Regions from separate parts of the Mus musculus genome. Here region 1 is linked to region 2. A link is a contact called in ENCODE POLR2A ChIA-PET data. All regions are on one chromosome and are shown on one strand. Each heading gives the region's core, a stretch centred on a gene start or an enhancer-like site at or near the end of the contact. The rest is flanking DNA. Distances are from core to core; before and after follow the strand shown.

Region 1 (7,718 bases), core at 612-3,111, 49 kb after region 2:
AAAACAAAAACAAAAAACTAAAAATTAAAAGATCAGAGCAGTTAAATAATAACCTCAAGGTCAAACAGTAGTAGGACCAGGATTTGGATGGAGGCCTGACCTGCCTAACTCACACTGCCTGGATAGTTTCTGTTGCAGGGGAAAATAACAACAAATCCTGGGCTGGAACTCTTAAAGCTAGAGGTTAAAATAACTAGGTGGGGGAGAGTTAGTGAAACTCTTCTACTTGGATACCTCCGGCTGCAAACCTTTAAGAACACGAGATTAACTAGCTATTGGAAAATCCGTGTCCTTTCTTGCCGTGTGGAGAGTTGCGTGCTCGTTGGAATGCTGACACATTAACCATCTGGAAAAGCAATCATCTTGTTGGAATGGCAAAGGACCTTGCTTCCAGTCTTTAAACACACACACACACACACACACACACACACACACACACACACACACGGGGGGGGGGGGGGGGGGACACGGGCGAGGTATAATAATTTTGTTTGCAACTGTTTAAGAAATGTCTAGAATTGGAAATGATCAAAAATGTGTTTCTACACATTTCTGTCAACAACCTCTCTCTCAACCAAACCTTCAGACAATGACCTGTTTAAAGGCATTTGTCTCAAAACTTGGATAACATTGTAGGTCCCTACTAGAATGGCTGAAGGGACATGACACATCGCCACCAAAGGAAAAGCTTGGGCTCTGGAATAAACTTGTTCCTCATTTGTGACATTTAGCAAGCATAAAGTTCCAACTATTGTCAGTTGTACTAGAATATTCACTTTTCGTCCTCCAAAAGCCCAGGTATTAACGGCTTGCTTTTGTTTTCCAAAATGTGCTAGCATCTTAAGGAGAGAGGAAGGGAGGAAGGGAGGCGTCCAATGAATTTGCACCAACAAGAACGCAGTAAAATTCGGTGATGGGTACCGGAAATCGCGCCGAATTAGAGGAGTTAGGGAAGGCGCTCTGGAAGGAGGCGGGAACGCAGAGGATGCGAGGTGGAGCCGCAGCAGACAGCCACCCTTGTAGGACAGGGGTTCGAGCCCGCGCGCAGGCAGTTGTCAAGCGTGCACTGGACGCCAAGAGTCCGGATCTTACCTCGCAGCCCTCGCACCAGCCTCTCTGCCCAGGCCACTCGGGGTGGCTGGCCCTCCAGCGGGAGGTGGCGATGCAGCGGGTCCCCGCCGCCCGCGGGGCTGGGACACTGCGCGCCCTGGTCCTCTAGCCGGCGCCGCCTCCCGCTCAGGTGAGCCGCGCCGCGGTAGCTCCCGAGCCCTCGGCCGCGGGCGCCCACCGAGCTCACGGCCGAGGAGGAGGCCGACCTCCGACTGCCCGGGCGCCACTCCACATCCATCTCTACCACCATCCCTCCTTCTTCTCCTTCCACCTCGTCGTCGTCGTCATCCTCCTCTGCCTCAAAGCCCGGGTTGTCGCGGCTCCACGCTTGCCTGGAGCAGGACGAAAGCGGAGGAGACGGCGAGGCCGAGGCTCCGGCCGGGGGATCCCGAGCGGCCGCCTGCCGGATGCGCTCCATCTCGATCTCCAGGCCCCGCTGCTCCCCGAGGCCGCCGGGGACAGCTAGGCCGGCGCCTCCCGCCACCAGGCGCCCGGGTCCGGACGCTCGCGGCGCGGGCGAGCGTCCCGCGTCCCCGGGCGGCTGCGGCTGCACGCGTCTGGAGTTAACCATGGCGCTCACTGGCGCCCAGCGCGCCCGGGAGTGCCGCCGCCCTCTGCCGCAGGAGCCATGTTCTTTTCTTCCCGGAGTCGGCCTGCTGCTCCCCGCCTCCGCCCGCCCCCTCGGCCCGCCTCCCGGGCCCTGGCCTCGCCTGGACTGGACTTAGGCGCGTCGAAAAGGCCCCAGCGGCCAGGGATCCAAGTAGAGCCAGGGTCCCCATCGGTGCCCACATTCCTACGGGGTAGCTTGCTTGGTCAGCCAGCTCGTCGGGAAAGGGGCTCCTGGGTGTGTCCATGCCTGCATGACCTTAAGATAGTGCTTAGACTCTGTCCATACTCCCCCTGGGTTTGCAAAGGTGCAAGGAGGAGGGTAAAGATGGAGATCTTTTGTTGGGATAGAAAGAACTAGTGAAATCCAGCTTGAACTGAATTCTCAGGGAAGGCAAAGAAATCCACCCTTCGTTTAAAAACCAGAAAGAAATCACCAAGGCGGCAAGGCTTGCATTTGGTGACCCTCAGCTCCTTGATTCTGTGTTTACTGGATGATTTCCTGTCTCCACTCTCCAGACATCTAGAGGCATCCAAGGGTTGGATTTTGGAACTTTCTGATGCCTCCACCATTACCTCATTTCCGCTCCTGGCCAGCCCTTGAGTAACAGAATCCTGCCTCAGGCGTTAGGTCTAGATCTCCATCCTCGCTACGCCCCAGCTGGCACAGCCAACTTAAGACAGCAGTTGGGTCAGGCAAAGCCTACTCCAAATTCGATTTTCCATGGTTTTCCCATCTCTTTTAAAAGTTAAATTCCTGGCCAAGATCTGTGCATCTCTGCCCTCACTTCTGACGCTTCTCATAGGATGTCCTCATCCACCTCCTCGTCAAGTCCCGCGGGGGTCTTCTTGTCATTTCTGTCCTCAAGGGGTTCTCTAATGCTTTTTACTCTAACTGCAAACATTGTCATTCCACAGCAGAGCAAATGATTTCTGTCACTTCCATATCTCTTCTGCCATTCTAATACTAAACTGGTCTCTCTCTGTTTAGCCTTGGGGATAGGACTGGATTGGGAGCCTATGGGTGGTATCCCTCCCCCATTTCCCTCCTACCCACCCACCCATATTCTCCATGTCTCCACTGTTTGCAATAAGGGGTCAGCCATGTTGGTACATTAAAGAATCTATGGAATTCTAGCTTAAGTGGTAATATTTTATTTCTGCAGTTTAGCAAATGTGCATGGTCCGATCCTATATTAGTTTGCCAGGCTTGTTATAATAACTTACCACACACTGTGTTCAATAATGCAAATACATTTTCTCAAAAAAAAAAAAAAAGTTGGTTGACCTTTTCCGAGGCCTGTCTTGGCTTGCATATGGCACGTTTTGCCTGTGTCTCCCCATTGTCCTCCCTTAAATGTTTCATCCTCCTCTTCCTCCTCATCTTCGTGGTCATCGTCATCATCACCATCATTGTCATCGTAGTGGTTATAGACAACCTTAATAGTATGATTTAAATTTAGTTACTTTTAGAAAGACCTCTGACCACATACAGTCATATGCTGAGATGCCAGGGCTTGGGAATTCAACATATGAATCTGAGGGGTACATGACTCATTTAGGCTTTGTGGGCACTACAATGCTTTTCTAGAATGATCTCCCTATCATTCATCTATCACTCTCCTTATCATTATTCATTAATCTCTTATACGTTTCCTGTGTGTAAAATTAATAATTGAGCAAGTTAAGCAGAGTAATAAGGACCCTGGCCTCAAGAAAAGACCCAGACCTCAAGAAAAGAAAGAGGCTGAAGTCTCCCACTAGAAAGGGTGAGATGTCTGTCTAGTAAGAGGTGTCTAGAGAAGCAGTATTCTGAGCTGAGCCACCTGTGCTGCACTAACAGAAAAATTGCTTAGCAGGCATATTCCAGAGGAGGGGCGTATGAAGAGGGAGCACGGACTCAGGGTCAGAAAATAGGTTTTATGCATTGACTCGTCGGGTCCTCGACATCACTCTTACTGACTCAGAAATTCTAGGAATTTTGCTCTGGAATTCTGAGTCTCCTTGTAGGCTTCTGGGCACCCAAAGTTTGAGAAGCAACAGTTATGTTTCAGATAAAAGAGTTTTCATAAAATGCATCTTGTAGCCTGGGTTTTATAATTGCAGTGATGACATCATCCAGAATTCCAGACCTAGAAGAATTGTCAGTGGTGCTCCAGGCTGTGTATACATAATTCATTATCAGGACCATAGAAGCAGACAACTGCATGACCTAGGGCAAGTTACTTCATTTGTGCCTGTGGAAACGAAAATGATGAACGCTTGCTCTTACACGCGTTCGTGACCGGCCAGGAAAGACGCAGCAAACTGGAATCTTCTGTGGCAAAACTTTATTGCTTACATCTTCAGGAGCAAGAGCGCAAGAGACCAAGAGAGCAAGCGCGAAACCCCGTCCCTATTAAGGAGAATTATCCTTCACCTAGGACGTGTCACTCCCTGATTGGCTGCAGCCCATCGACCGAGTTGTCGTCAGGGGGAAGGCAGAGCACATGGAGTGGAGAACTACCCTTGGCACATGCGCAGATTATTTGTTTACCACTTAGAACACAGGATGTCAGCGCCATCTTGCAACGGCAAATGTGGGGACGGCTTCCCACAGCTTGCCTCATAGGCTTGTGAAGATACATTGAATTGATACAGATGTCTAAGACCAACCCTTCAGGCTGCTGCAACAAAAAAATGCCGTGGCCAGGTGGCTTATAAACGTCTGTTTCTCCCAGCTCTGGAAGCAGAAGTTTCAAGAGCCCGGTGCCAGCAGAGTTGGGGTGTGTGTTACAAGTCTTTTCTGAGCCATGTGGCACTGTTTAGATTTATCTTCATGTGGTGAAGGAACAAAAGGCTGCATTAGGATTTGGGTGGGAGATGGTTGTGTGTTGAAGGATCAGTCCCAGCTGATCCTGTTCTAAAGCAGTGAACCCTTTGTGAGGTGGGAGCCAAGTAGAGGTAGGTCATTGGAGACATACCTCTTGGAAGGGAATATTGGGATCCAGGTCATTCCTCCCATCTCCTTTGCTCCTCTTCCCTCCCGCCCACCTTGTGCTCACCGTGGGTAGCCTTGTTCCACCACCTGTGGAAGCTCCAGTGACATTCACACTCACAAGTCTGAATGCACAGAGCAAGTAAACCACAGACTGAACGGACGTTCTGTGACTGTGATCCAAAATAACCTTTTCACCCTTTTGTCTTACCTCAGGCATTTTGTCACAGCACTGGAAAATTAACCAGCACAAACCTCCTTTGGCTGTATAAGACATCCATCGCTATGACTAATCGCCCTCTAAAGACCCCCACCTCCTTTTATTATCATGTGACAGACAGACAGGGATTTTTATTATCATGTGACAGACAGGGATTTTGGTGTATGAACTTGGAAAACGTCACACGGTAAATGCCATGTGCTATTAGTGCTACATTCATGTTTATGTTTCAATCATATTATGTTAATCCTATTAATATGATTAATTGTATTAATGAAAGATATCAATTATTTTTTGATCCACCATAATTATTCTTTGTTCATCTCCGCCTTAGCTTGACGATGTGTTTGTTGAGAACAGGGGGGCTGTAGCAAACTCGAAATTGTAGAGAAAATACTTCTTGAGAATCCAGTGTGCATGAGACACATATCTAGGAGCAAGACACGATCTCTGAAATGGGCAAAATCTAGTCCTTGTGTGTTAAGCAACAACTGAAGCTTAAGAATCTTTTGTCATAGAGCTGGACCTTTCCTGGCTCTTTGGAATGGGGGTGAGAGTTGTTTGCTTGCCTTTTGGGTTATTTTTTTTCCAACTAGAAGACAACTGGGCACTGAAGAATATGTTCCTTTTTTATTTGTCCTTGGCCTCTCTTCCTAGTATGTGTGAAGTCTTTGCTTTAAACAGTGCCGCATCAGTGGGGGGAAAAAGTGACTCAGCCAAGGAAGAAACAGAGCAATCGAATTCACTCAATTACTTTATATTTACCTTGAATGTCCAATTCTGTGTTTTTACTTACACAATAAAATGTGATTCTTGTTTGGATGGGTTGGAAAAAAATCAATTCAATTTAGGCAGATTCTTCATGGAGTTGTGTTCTTGTTGGAGAGATTGTCCCCGTGAATATAAATAATAGCATGAGTTATCATGTAGCATCTAACTAATATGGAAGTTTCCAGCAAAGAGGGAATCCCTAGGTTGAAGTGGTTAAGAAAAACAGTAAGACCACATCATAGAAGGCTCAGTTGATGCTGATAAACAAATCACAAAGTTAGTAGTGATAGTAGGACTTTTTTTTTAACAGTGTTAATTACTTAAAACAAATATGAAACATTCTTCCTAAGATATCACCACCCCCAAAAGTAATTCAGATGGTTAAAATGTGTCTAAACAAGTAAGTAATTTAAGTTGGTTTAAAATGTATCTAAACAAATAACTTGGAGTTGGATGTGTATTTGCCTCATTTTCACTTGCAAGAAAAGTAATTTTGAAAAAAAAGAAAAGAAAAGTAATTTGGGAGCTGGAGAGATGGCTCAATGGTTAAGAACACTTATTCCTCTTCCAGGGCTCCTGAGTTCAATTCCCAGCAACCACATGGTGGCTCGAAGCTGTCTATAATGTTTATAACCATCTTCGGCTGTGCAGATATGAATGTAACTAAAGCATTCATATATATATATATGTATATATATATGTATAACATGAATAAATTTTTTTTAAAAAAGGAAGAAAAGTAATTTTAAGAAAATCTGCAATTTTAATGCACCATAATTCAAAAAGCACTGGGTTCCTTTATGCTGAATCTGGCTTAACTTTAGTCATGAGCCCAGCTGTCCAACTCTTCGTTCTTTCTGGTTTGCTAATGCCGCCCGCTCTGTTTTTACTTTTACTTTACTGGGTTTATCCTTTGCAGAGCAACTAACTCAAGCAAGGCCCAAGGCTGTCAGATGTTCTCCCGGTGAACAGAGTTACTTCCTTTAAAGAGTCATTTAAAACACGCTACTTCTCATAAAGTTTTCCTTACATAAAGTAAGACATAACACGTTGTGGTTTTCTTTGCCTAGCTACCACAGTCCTTTGTATCACATATTTCAGTAATTGGATACTGTGAGGCATGTTGTGTATATCATGGATGTTGTTTGGTTTCATTTCATCTCTGCCGTGGGCTTTTCTGGGGACACACTGCACAAATCGCACACATAGTCTGGGTACTCTGTAGACATCAGAGAAACTTGTGAACAGCAACCTTGAGGAGAGTCTACTTAGATTTGGCACAAATACGTCCAACATATGTTCAATGCTCCTCTGTTAATTTGAATGTTTATTTATTAATTTTCCAGTGAAAACTAGTGAGACAGACACAAACTGAGTTCCTGTTGGTTCGGACGTCTCCACCTTCCATAGGAACTCCAAAGAGTTCCTGGCATGTGTGGTGTTACTTAGCAACTCACCAAACAAACTGTTTTCCCTCATTTCCCCTAAGTATGTATTTATTTAACAACGTTGTAAAATAACCTTTTACCACTCAACATCTGAAATAATTAGCAGAAAATCTGATGTTTGTGCCACTGTAAGAAGAAATGTTAGCCGGTTTTAAAGCTTCCCTTTAGTCTCATTTTATTGCTAATAAAGTGAGGCTCAGATTTGTGGCATTCCATATCTGGCTTGCATTTAGATCGACCTGCCAGTGTCTGTTATCTTGGCATCAGCCTTAGCTGGCACTGTGGTGATAGAGTCCAAACCTCTCTGTCCTAGTTTCCTGTTCAGAGTAATGAAGTTAAATACTTCATTTTCAGATCCCCGGTGGAATTCAGATCGAATGCTAATGAGGAAATATTAACAAATTCACCGAGCCTTTAGTGAACGCTCACAGACATCAGGTGTCTTGGTGGATTCCAGGGAAACAAAAATGAGGCATAATTTCTGTTTTCAAGGGAAGCAAACTGTATAAACAGACTACCCGGAAGTATCTTCAAGTCTCTCTCACTCCCTCTTTTTACAGTTCACAGAAACTTAAGATCTTTCTAG
Region 2 (7,219 bases), core at 3,965-6,464:
GCTGCTGAGCACTGTTCGGGTCTCTGGTATTGTTTTTATGATTTAATAAAGAGCTGATGACCAACAGCTGAGGCAGGAGAGGAAAGGCGGGACTTCTGGCAAAGAGAGGCTCTGTGGGAAGAATCAGATGAGAGAGCATGACACCAAGGTTCAGGGACTGAGAGAGAGGTAATGGGGAGGTAGGGCATGGACTAGAATAAACAGGTTAATTAAATAAGACTTAGGTCCAGTGGGTGGGAACCTGGAAGTTTATAGTAGACACAGACTGATAAGAAAAGACAAGGTTTACCTTACCAGAGATGCTGAGGAGTTTGCACGCTGACTAAGCAAGTGAAAAAGAAAGGAAGGGTTCTTAGGTAAACTGCTCATGGCTTTGGTGCCCCCAGCATGTGTAGCTTTGCTGGCAGTTCCCAAAGGCATCCTTTTTTGAAAGGATTTCTCCTGCAAGTTTTTAAATCATTCGACTTGTTGTTATGTTAGTTACTCTTTTTCTAGTAAATTATTTTTTGTTTCCATCATCTAATTTAGTGTTCTGCTTGACCATGAACACCTCTAAGACATTACTTAAACTACAATTTGTAGGGTAATCACATAAACAGCTTTTCTTTTTCTTCTGCTGACTCTTTTGTTATTTAAGGTCAGCTGGAGTTTTCTGTTTCAAGTAGACCTAACTGGAATGTAAAAGTCAAAATGTTTACTTGAGAACAAGGAGAAAGAGAGGGTGGGAGTGGGACATTAAAAACCACTGTGCTAAAAGAACTGCTTCATCTGAAAAAAATAAAGTAATAGAGGTAAAATATTTGAGTCAGCTTTAAATTGAAATACTAAAGTATCAATGGCTAAATACATATTCAAGTAATCTTGGCTCCTTAATTTCTATGAAAGGAAGATACATGTTCACATTAATGAGCTTTTATAAACTTGGTATAAGAATAAATTTTAAATAGCTCTTTTCACGGGTCCTTACTAAGAAGTGACAGTTAAAAATTCTAAATGACATTCAATTTAATGGCAAAGACTACAAAGAGAAAGTGGCTACATTTTAATCAGAAATCTAGAAAAAGATGTAAAGTGAGTTATTTTGGTGTTAAAATATAATTTTGTCCAAATTCACTAAATGTGTAAGCAATACTTCAAAATGTAAATTTAAAGAAAGAACTAAGGAAGAAAGAAAAATAAATGGTTATAAAGAAAATATACCGTTTGGTAAGGAAAATGATGAAAAATAAGAATGTAACACAGGATTACACAAAATGAATTCTTAAATGTTTGTTTAAATATATATACATATATATACACACATATATATGTGTGTATATATATTCTTTGTCTGCATGTACACCCACACATCAGAAGATCCCAATATTGATGACCATAAGTCAGTAAACCACGTGGTTGTTAAATATTACTCAGGACTTCTAAAAGAACAGAGCAGCCAGTGCTCTTAACAGCTGAGCCACCTCTTCAGCCTCCACAACAAAGCTTATAGAAGGAAATATATGTATAATTTAGTTGGCTATAATTAGATACATACTTAAGTTTTTCTAAAGAGAAAACATTTTGATGAAATAATGTATACAACCAGAATTTGATTATCTATACTTAAAACCAGTTTCTTAAAACAGATCTGATCTTAATAACATTTTTAAGAAGTGATAAGGAACAATGGGTTTTATGCTGTTTTCTGGGACATGGCTATTCTAACTGTTTCTATTGTAAGTGTTCTCATCTAGTTTCATTCCTTCTGTAAAACACTGACAATTAGATTAAAACAAAAACCAAACAAGCAAAGTTAACAACTATGTTTAAATGAACCTTTCAACTAAAAATTAACTGTTACAAATTACAAATTAACTGTTCTCGCACTGCGTTTCTGTAAGTTACTATTACTAAAAATAATTGTTTTGTGGTTCAAATTGAGTCTACAACTTAAATCTGTCTGGCACTTGGTTTGTTATCTATTTTTCCTTCATTCAATAGTACAATGCCTAGCAAAGTAATGGTGACCCAGCTTGAGATATCCATCCCCTACAGCAGTGGTTCTCAACTTCCCAATGCTGCGACATCATAAAATTATTTGCATAACACTGACTGTTAATCATTATTCCTCCTAAGTAGAAACAGATCAGGCCAGTAACAAAAACAGGTTCATTCTGGCAATGCGAGGCAATTAAAATTTAACTATGCTATGGTTCTTTAATAGTGTTCTCAGGAAAGCAAACTAACATCCAAAATGTTGGAACATGAAGGAAACACCAAAGCTGTCAGAGCAAAGGAAAATTGCTATGTTAACTCCATTCTCAAAGTAAACAGATCTGAAAAACTTTCAGTCATTGCCTGAGTTAAGCATCGCAGAAGACTCTGGCTAGGCGTGAACAAAGATCTCAGAAGCTGCCTGTATACCTATGCCTTCTGAGTTAACAGGAGGCTTAGGATGGACAAACTAGGCAGTGTTTATGCATGGGTCAGCACTGAGCTGAAAACCCCAAATTTCAGAGTACACGCTGAACGAACCTAACTGGTAAGAGTCTCAAACTCTATTACTAACCTTTCTTAAACACAGCCCTGTCCATCTACTTCAAGACCCAGCTATACCACTCCTGGGCATATACCCAAAAGATGCCCCACTATACCACAGGGACACTTGCTCAATTATGTTCATAGCAGCTTTATTTTTAATAGCCAGAAACTGGAAACAACCTAGATGGCCCTCAACTGAAGAATGGATAAAGAAAATGTGCTACATCTATCTAAACAATGGAATGCTATTCAGTTATTAAAAACAAAGACATCAAGAATTTTGTAGGCAAAAGAATGAACCCTGAAGACATCATTCTGAGAAAGGTAACCCAGACCCAAAAGGACGCACATAACAGGAGCCTAGCATGGCTGTCCTCTGAGAGGCTCCACCTGGATGAAGCTCTGGGACTCTTATGGAAGAGTTGGGGGAAGGACTGAGGGCCCCTAAGGGTATAGGAACTCCATAGGAAGACTCACAGTTAACTAACCTGGACGCTAGGGACCTCTCAGATTGAACCACCAACCAAAAACCATACACGGATGAGCCCCTCAACACACCCCCAAACCCTCCACCCCCAGGCAAATGTGCAGCTCAGTCTTCATGTTGGGTCCTGAGTAACTGGAACAGGGGCTATCCCAAAAGCTGTTACTTGTCTGTGGAATCTGTTCCCCTAACTTGGCTGTCTTGTTTGGCTTCAGTAGGAACTATCTAACCCTGCAGAGACTTAATGTGCCAGGGTTGGGAGGGCCTCCACTTAGAGAAGAAGGAGTGAGGTGGAGGAACTGTGAGAGGGGGAGATGGGGAAAAGACAACCATAAAGATATAAAGTGAATTTTAAAAAATTTGAAAAAACCAACAAATAAACTTAAGGGCAATTAGATGGACTGTATAAAACAGTCACCTTGTATCTGTCCCTGGTACCTTTCTAATAATTTCACTCTCCAAGAAAGGTCCAGAAGTTTCTTAATGAATACACTTTACAGTATCAAATTAGGTATTCTGTTCAACACGGGGTTCTAGAAACAGTAACTATCCATGCTTCCTTGCTGTGGTCTGGTTATTGGTTTAGACCTATTCTAAGTGAAAGGAGAGGAAAAGGAGGAGGGTGGGAACCCCTAGACTACATACAGACATTTGATACACACGCATGCATGTCTCTCTACATCGGCAGTGGTAGGAATGAAACTCAGCCTACATAATATATAGGCATTTGATACACACACACATGTATGCCTCTCCATTACAGCAGTGGTGGGAATTAAACTTGGCCTACATGGTTTATTTTCATAATACCAGAATGTTTCATTTGGCTGACTATCCTGGTCTCTATTTTGTGATGTGCTTTCTTTTCTTTTGTGTTTTCTTTTACCTCTATGTCAGCAGTTCTCAACCTTCCTAATGCTGCAACACTTTGATACAGTTAGTTCCTCATGCTGTAGTGACCCAACCATAACATTATTTTTGTTGCAACTTCATAACCTACTGTTATGAACTGTAATGTGAACACGGTTTCCAATGGCCTTAGGCGACCCATGCTACTTACACCATCTTTTGGAACTACAAAGCTTGCTGGTATCAAAATAACTGTTAAGTATAAAGAAGCTAGCATCCCCATTTTGGCTTGAAATGAAGCGAGAGTATTTATATGAGTGTTTAAGATTAAGACGTCTTCTGCAAAGCATTCAAAAGAATAACTTCTGCCAAATATTTGGGCATATCATGAATACATGCCTTCAAATTTGTATAAAGTATACTGCAGTGTTTTCAGTACTCTATAAACAATCAACGTTCTTGTCCATGCACCTTGGCTGAGTTTCTTGAACTGGGGCTTCCCAGTTCAAGTTAACAATAATGCCCAGTGTCAATTTAAGCTGATAATATTCTGATTTTGGTTGTAAATATGATCCTGAAAATCTCCTACGGGAGGTAAATTTCTGAGGGCAAATGTAGCAGGCAAACCTAGGGACGGCAAAACACACTCCTAAAATCCTGGCACCCCGTCCTTTCTCTTAATTTAATCGCAACCACCTTCCCCGTATCCAGCATTTCCACAGCTTCAGAATATTGCAAAAAACTACTTATTAGAACCGGGTGAGGAATACTGAAGTAATTCCCGGTAGTGCTGTCAACTCTTCACTCCTTTCGCTCCAGTTCCTGAGTTTACTGCACCTGGCACACAGTTTAACTCTTCGGAGCTCGCGGTCCAGAAACCACCTACTGCCTGCGGGCCAGGTAGGCGTTCTATGTGCCCAGAGACGCTCACGGGAGCCACCAAATGCCGGGGCTGAGGAAGCGCCCGGTGACACCAGATCTCATTTAAGGTCTGTTCGCTTCAAGAACGCCCCGGAAAGACTCGGGGGTCTGTGGCTTTCCCCTGCGTGTGTTAGCACAGCCCGGTCCGCCAAGCCGCCGCCGAGCTGGACAGAGGCCGCAGCCCGCCCGCTCGCCTGGGGGCCGCCATGCCGACTCACCGCTCGCTCGCGCTCCGCCCGCGCCGCCCGCCGCGACCGCGCCGGCTCGCGCCTCCCCGCTCCAGCCGCCGCGAACCGCCTCTACGCCGCGGCTCGGGAAGGGCTTCACCGCTCCGCGCCCTCCTGACCCAGCTCGATAGGGACACCAACGACACACCGCCGACTCCACAGAGCGGTGGGAAACCGGTCGGGATCTCCTCGGCGTTCGGCTGACGTCACTGCGGAGGGACGGCGGCGGTGCAGCGAGTCCTCTGCGCACGCGCGGCCGCACTTCGGTTGCTGGCGGGGGGCGGGGGGCGGGGGGCGGGGGGCGGGGTGGGGACTGAGGTCGTTGGTCATCACTGCGCCTTTGTTAGAAAATGCCTTGCTGAGGTGACTGTGTGCACTGGCGGTTTCATTTGAATGTGAATGCTAAATACAAACAATTCTGAGAGCTTTCCGAAAATGATGTGGTTCAACTGGTGGAAAATCTGGTAGTGTACTATGGAAAAAGTCTGTTTATCTCCCAAAGTATGTTGCATCTCAAGAGAAGTCAAGGCATGAGTTAGGGAAGGACTAAAATACTTGTTCACTGTAGACAGCTGCCAAAATTTGTTCCCAACCAAGCCCTTAAAGCTATTTATAAAACTTTTTATCAGAAGGATGTATGTATGCATTATACAGAAACTTGGAAATATTTTATAGTTATTGCACATTGTACTGGGAGAACTGGGACATTGCTACTTGTGGGTGTCTGTCATGCTCTCTATCCAGTATGAAAAGAAGCTTTGATGAGGGGTGAAAGTTAAACTTCTTTATTTTTAGATTAAAATTCTTTTTAATTTAAAAAGGCATCAGGTTTTAAATACATTAAGAATTGAACTCATATTTTGACCCCATCTCCGAAAATTGTCATTTCTGTTGTTATCTGGTTATTATGTCGTGTATGTATAAAATCAATAAATTGTTCAGGAGTATATATCTGACCATTATGTTACAAAGCAACAGAAATACATAAAATCAAATGAGATGTGCAAATATGCATATATGTATCTCAAACACATGACTTAATAAGGTTTTTTTGATTCAATAGTAAGCTGTAGACAGATAGAGATGCACATTAAAAAAAATTTTTACCATGATCAGGATCCACTACATTGCCTTGCATATAACAGTAGATACTGTATAAGTGGCTTGGTCACTTTCCAAGCAATTATTTCTATTTAGATGTCTTTGCCCAATATGAAAATAATGAATGTGGGTGGGAGATTGTTCATTTTTCTTTCCCCAGCAACTATTTAATGCCTGCATCTTGGCAAGAGCTGCACTTACCTGCAAACATCATGATGTCATTTTCCTTTATCCTGTGGTGTATCTGTGCCACATTTGCATTGCCCGTCCATCACTCGAAGGGCATTTAGGTGGTTCCCCCTCGCTAGCTATGGTGAACAGAGCAGCAATGGACACTGCTAAGCAAGCATCTGTAGGAGGATGTCCTTTGGGCATATGCAGAGGAGTGGATCTGAGTCATGGTAGATTTACTTTTAGCTTTTTGAGCAATATTGAGCATGCATGGTTTCTTATATATGGTCCCCAACTGGTAGAACTATTTGGGAAGGATTAGGAGTTGTTACCTTATTGGATAAGATATGTCACTGGGGTGATCTCTGAGGTGTCAAAAGCACACACCACTACCAGTTAGCTCTCTGCATCATGTTTATTATCTAGATGTAAGCTCTGGGCTACTGCCTCACCGCCATGTTTACCTGCTTGATGTCATACACCTCACCATGATGGTTGTGGGTTTGAAAGACTCCGTGAGGAGCCCCTCGCTCAGGCGTCGGGACAATAGCGGACACCCAAGAACTCATGAGAGACCAGGCTTGATGTAAACCACATGAGGCTTTATTCGGGGAAAGCCAGAGCTCTGGGGACGACTCATATCCCACGCAGGGGTAGAGGATTCGACCACGAGGGGAAAGGCCAGTTTTTATAGGCCCTCAGGGGGGAAAGGAGAAGGGAGGAGTAGGGGGTTTCCAGAACTAAACAATGTCTATTCTCAAGAAATGGGTATGGGAGGGGTACAAGGAAAGAGTCTGGTGCAGGTGTAGCAACTCAGGATTGGCCCGGCTGTGGTTGCTGGGAAGATTTTCCGACTCTTTCTCAGCAACCAATATCACAAACACCTGGCAGTGAGGTGCAGCAGTGGGCACACACCTGGGTTCAAGGAACGGTCAAAACATTGGCA

What was found. ChIA-PET counts read pairs that join two places held with the same protein, here RNA polymerase II (POLR2A).
Region 1: POLR2A ChIA-PET joins it to region 2 with 19 read pairs in Patski. The contact joins the promoter of Pkd2 here to the promoter of Thoc2l in region 2. POLR2A ChIA-PET finds 5 or more read pairs at or near these places in 2 of 5 experiments (Patski and embryonic stem cell).

The regions. Positions count from the first base shown.
Region 1 is chr5:104,453,600-104,461,317 of GRCm38, reverse strand. It overlaps Pkd2 (polycystin 2, transient receptor potential cation channel), which reads right to left and starts at 1,861. Exons shown (of 15, transcript NM_008861.3): 1 at 1,093-1,861. The coding sequence starts at 1,681.
Region 2 is chr5:104,506,345-104,513,563 of GRCm38, reverse strand. It overlaps Thoc2l (THO complex subunit 2-like), which reads right to left and starts at 5,214. Exons shown (of 8, transcript NM_001166581.2): 1 at 4,993-5,214.